2 separate regions of the Mus musculus genome follow, and region 1 is linked to region 2. Evidence: chromatin loops called from intact Hi-C (ENCODE). Cell type or tissue: left cerebral cortex. All regions are shown on one strand.

Region 1 (2,500 bases), 110 kb after region 2:
GTAGTTGGCATGGACACAAAAATGGAAAGGGCTTCGGCTTCTGGGCCCTTGTGAGAAAGTGGTGATCTCCCTGTGCTGTGACCCAGCCTGGCACTGGCTTCCTGTAGAAGGAGCAGTCTGCACATTGTGGAGACCTCCGGGATTTCACAGATAACTACACAGGGAAGGGCGGCAGGTCCTTTATCAGGGTTAAGATGGTGCCTTGTGTCTTAAAGAAGCTAATGCCTTTAAGAACAGACTAATAACATGCAGGGCCAACTGACATTAAGAATGATGGTGAGGGCCAGACAGATGGCTCTAGGTAAAAGGACTTGCTCTGCAAGCCTGGTGTCCACATAAATTAGCCACATCAGTATTAAGCATCTGAAACTCCAGCATTCCTACAGCAAGACAGGAAGAGGAGACAAGGCTAGTCAGCTGGAAGCTCTCAGGCCAGCTAGCCTGTATATGCAGTGCAGAGACACAATCATGAGAAACCCTGCCTCAAATATGGGTGAAGTTGAGAATAGACTCCCAGAAATTGTCTGACCTATGCACACACATTGGAAAAAAAATTAAAGAATAAGGCGATATCATTTCTACCCAGAGAATGGCAGTCTGGGAATATTGGAGTCTAATGAGTTAGTATTTTTTGAGCTAACATCTGGCGGTCTGTGCACCAGCCAGTAGACATCAGCACAGTAAGGAACAAGGTCTGAGTTCATTTCTACCTTCTCTACAGAACGCTTCTGCGGTGTTTTATTATATTTTTAACTAGCAATTATTTTAAGCATATTCTGCTTCGCTTCCTCTACCCCTGCAAAATGAAAAAATAAGTCATTACTCAGAGGGTTTTTCACCTAAAATTTCATCCTCTAGGATGTAGCAGTGAAGATTCAGGTCAACGGTGAGCTTACCTGCGTTCTTTACTTAAGAGGAGTGAATGCCAGTAGTTACTATATGAGCTCTAGGATGTATCAGCAAGCAGACATTTTATCCCCATTAGTGTGGACAGACAGTCAGGAAAGGCCTTGCTGCAGTTTTTCGGAGGATGAGCTGAGTCCTGAAATCCATGCCAGTTACCATCCTTGTCCATTGATGGTGAGCTTCGCCACTCCCCCACCCCCACCACCACACCCGGAGGCACAGCCTACACACAGCTGACTGTGAGTCCCCCAGCATAGAGCCACAGCCTACACACAACAGAGAAGCTCACCGAGGCTCAAAATGTTGTCTGCAAATTAAAGCTAAAGCACACTCGAGCCTGCATATAGACTCTAAATTAAGTGGGAAAGTACACAAACCCATCTGGAGTCCTTAACTGTGGGTCCACAAATAAAGATTTTTTTTTTTAAATTTCAGAATCTATCCAAAGTAGGCTAAAGTCATTTGCAGACTAGGCTTCAGCCCATCACTTGAAGAGCAGTGTATTTCTTTCATCTTCACACAGCAGTTTTCCAAAGCTTGAGTTTCAGAGTAAGAACTAAACTCGTTGCTCTTCTGCAGGTCAATAGCTCATGGTTCCTAAGAAGGGTTGCTTAGGTCCTGGGCATGTCTCAGGATACCCAGCTTCTACCCAACAGACTGGCATATTCTATACCATTCCAGAGAGGTGCCTTTCTAAAATAGACACTATTACTAGGGTTTGAATATCACCGGTCAGATTAAATGACTCCCCCTTCCCTGTAGCAACTGCATTGCTAGACCAAACTTTTGTAGAAACACGTGACATGATGTAATAGTAGTTAATTCCATTTCACTAGATTTTAATTCTACACATCAGAATTATATAGGAATTTTAGATCATATGCACTGCTTCACATTTTATTTACACCCTCGCCACCTCAGTTCACTCATATTTTATGTTAAGAAAAAAAAAAGTTTTCAAAGAAAGAAAAAATACAATTCTCAAGACAGAAGTATATATTTACATTTTAATACAAGTAAAATCTGATTCAATCTCTACTTACCTGACTAGTAACTCGATCTAATATACAGAGTGACACTGGATTTATGCCCTTGCATAAATGGTAAATGGTTATATGTAATAATCTTTATGTCTATCACAGTGCTATGACCACTATTGCTTAGTAGAGTGTGTCCAGTCAGGATGAGCCTGGCGGCCTCATCTGTAAGTGTATTTGGAGTAGGGTACATTCAGAGGCAAATGAGTTAAGTTCAAAGACATTAATGCAATGTATTCGTGGCTAAATCTGGAAACGGAAATCATAAATTTCATAAAGAAAATGCCAAGTTGACCCTTCATAACCTTGGGCTAGGTGACAGACTCTTAAGTTGCCATACCCAACATATGAGCAACAAAAGAAAATTTAAATAAATATAATAAAATGTAAGAGTTCTGTGCATCAGAGAACATTATCAGTAATAAGAAAAAGACTAGGAAACGGAGTTATTGGCAGGCCGTTTATCTGATAGGGGTATAGAACCAACTGTATGAGGAACCTTTCAACACAATAACAAAAAGGTGAATAATTACATTAAAACTAATTACTCGAGTGGG
Region 2 (2,500 bases):
ATGAACTTACCCCATGAAGTGTTCAAGTACTAAGGGCTTTTTTTTTTCAATGAAAGAAAATTGAACCAGTACACTAGGAGAAAATAAAAGTAGAAAACTGTTATAACACCTAGCTCTTTTCCTTTTTTTTCTGAAAAGATGCTTTTCGAATGAATCTGTCTCTGCTGTTTAATTTACAGCTTGAGGGCTCATTAGGATGATAAATGGCATGGTTGGAGAATGAAACATACTTTCTGAACAAAAGACAATGTCGGTAGCCTAATAACATTTTATGCTAGCACTTATATCAGTCAGAAGTAGATGCTATTTATCCCTGTGATTATTTAAAAATCATTTTTATTGTCCTTTGTGCTGTGTCCTCTTGCAGGGATTTTAATTCAGAGTTTGACACCTACTTATTAACTTCGACGAAGTGTTGAGTGCAAAGGCCGATACTTTATAAAGAATTCTAAGCAGCCGTGTTTATATAGCCTGCAGCTGTACACAAATTAGCTCAGTTTGGATCTGTTTCGATCAGAAATAGAAATCGTGTCGGGATAGCAAGTCACCTCTGTTTCTTTGGCGAAGCATGTGCTCTCTGCTGTCTGCCTCCATCTGAAGCAGCGGGACTTGCAGAGTAGACAGAAGGGGAGTTTTCCTAATGGTAAAGGAGCCCTTATGCATAAATACATCACTTCCATTTCCCTTGCTTTCTCCAACTGCTTGTCCCAAACAGCACTCTGTCATCTGTCACCACACACTCACGCCCGTCCTTTCTTCCCTCAGCCCCTCTCCAGGCCCACATTTCCACTCCCACACCCTCACTCTCCATCCAGATTGCTTCTTCCCTAAGCCATCTGTCTCCCTGGCTGCATATTTTCCCAGCTACTATGTGGGCTTAATTTTTTTCCAGGGTGGGTAGCACCCTTTTGAAATTGAGTGGGAGGCCTATATATGTGTGAAGAAGTGAAGACCAGGGATCCTGGGATGAGGGATTCTCCTGGCTGCTTTGCAAAACAGCTAGCACATGTGTGTGTGCATGTATGTGTGTGTGTGCTTATGTGTGCATGTGCATGTGTGTGAGAGTATATGTGCATTTATGTGTGTGTGCTTGCATGTGTGTGTGTGTGTGTGTGTCTGTGCATGTGTATGCATGTATGCGTATGCATGTATGTACATGCATGTGTGTTTGCATGTATGTATGCATGCATGTGTGTTTGCATGTGTGTCTCTCTGCTTGTGTATATATGTATGCATATATGTAAATGCATGTGTGTGCTCAAGCATGTGTGTATGTATTTGTGTGCATGCATGTGTGTGTGCAAGTGTATGTGCATGTATGTGTACATATGTGTGTGTTTATGTGTACATGCATACTCGTGCTTGCTCACAGTGTCATTCCACCTTTTGTGTGGCCATATTTCCAGCCTCTGTTTCCTCCCCCCTCAAGATGCCAATGCATGTCACTTGTGACTCATCCTTGAGGTTTTCTGAAAGGCCAAGTGTCTGTCTGGCCCTCCTAAGAGGAAAAACAGCTCTAGCACTGGCTCAGAGAACTGGGTGAGTCACACCCCTGGGAGATGTCTTGTCATCTCCCAGGGTTCAGCAGGCACTCTTAGGCGTGAGGCACAAAAGTGGGAACGGGAAATGTGTTCTCTTAGTCGAGTGCACACATGTCTTTCCACACTCACACACTCCTGCAGTCTTGGGTTTTGTTTGTTTGCTTTGTATTTCTTTTATATAAAGCTGCAGAGAAAAAAAACAACAACAAAAACTCACCACCCACAAAACATAAGAGACAAATTCTTGGAAAGCAAAATTCTTGTTGCTACTCTTTTAAACTCTCTTTAAATGGTATTTGCAGCTAATATTTTCTGCAGAAATTCTTCAGAGGCTTGAATTTTGTTCCTACTGGTCTGGCATCACAGCAAATGAAAGAATATCCAAACACCTTCTCATTTTCTCTGTCATTTTAGATAGTACTCATATTCATACATAATGACTTTTATATCTTAATAAAAGTTGCAGCAATAATTAAGAATACCTTTTAAAAAGGGCACATAGAGCCACCTGATTGTTCCAATGGACATTATCATAAAACTCAAGAGAGAGCTCATGGCGTTAAGACAAGGCCTTCTAATCCCCAGAGAATTGGGCATGGCCTAAGGAGTTATGTGACCATGAGAGATGCTAACCAATGTCTTTTGCTTCCTTTGACAAAACATGAGCACAGAAAGATCAGTTGTTCGTGTCCAGCTGACCTAAATTAACCTCTCCAAAAGGTCAGAATTCCTTGACAAAGCACCCTTGACCTGTCGTCTACCAACAAGGTAACAGAGATTACATGTTAGTGGTCTGTTCCACCTAAAGGGATTGGTGGTGGAGGGAGGCTGTCACACATGTTGCAGATTGTGCATAGTACTTCCTTAGTGTTATTAATACTGTTGTGATGCTCATTCACGGATGCACTAAGAAGCTGAGGAGCATGGCCCAGAACATAGAAACAAGATCCTGTCCACAG

What was found. Peaks named below come from ENCODE experiments on the same cell type or tissue, not always from the same donor. Only the 100,000 strongest peaks of a DNase experiment are listed, where the experiment ranks them.
Region 1: a loop joins it to region 2, with 6 times the contacts of the local background. A loop is called at or near these places in 4 of 42 quality-filtered maps.

Annotation. Positions count from the first base shown.
Region 1 is chr1:38,331,779-38,334,278 of GRCm38, reverse strand. The region is part of intron 6 of Aff3 (AF4/FMR2 family, member 3); the gene reads left to right. Among named protein-coding and RNA genes, the nearest start is that of Gm16150, 110 kb to the right of the region's middle. In left cerebral cortex, no CTCF peak of the experiment used is centred here; a DNase peak (open chromatin) is centred at 1,208; H3K27ac peaks cover 317 bases.
Region 2 is chr1:38,436,904-38,439,403 of GRCm38, reverse strand. The region is part of intron 4 of Aff3 (AF4/FMR2 family, member 3); the gene reads left to right. Among named protein-coding and RNA genes, the nearest start is that of Aff3, 190 kb to the left of the region's middle. In left cerebral cortex, no CTCF peak of the experiment used is centred here; DNase peaks (open chromatin) are centred at 813 and 1,514; H3K27ac peaks cover 724 bases.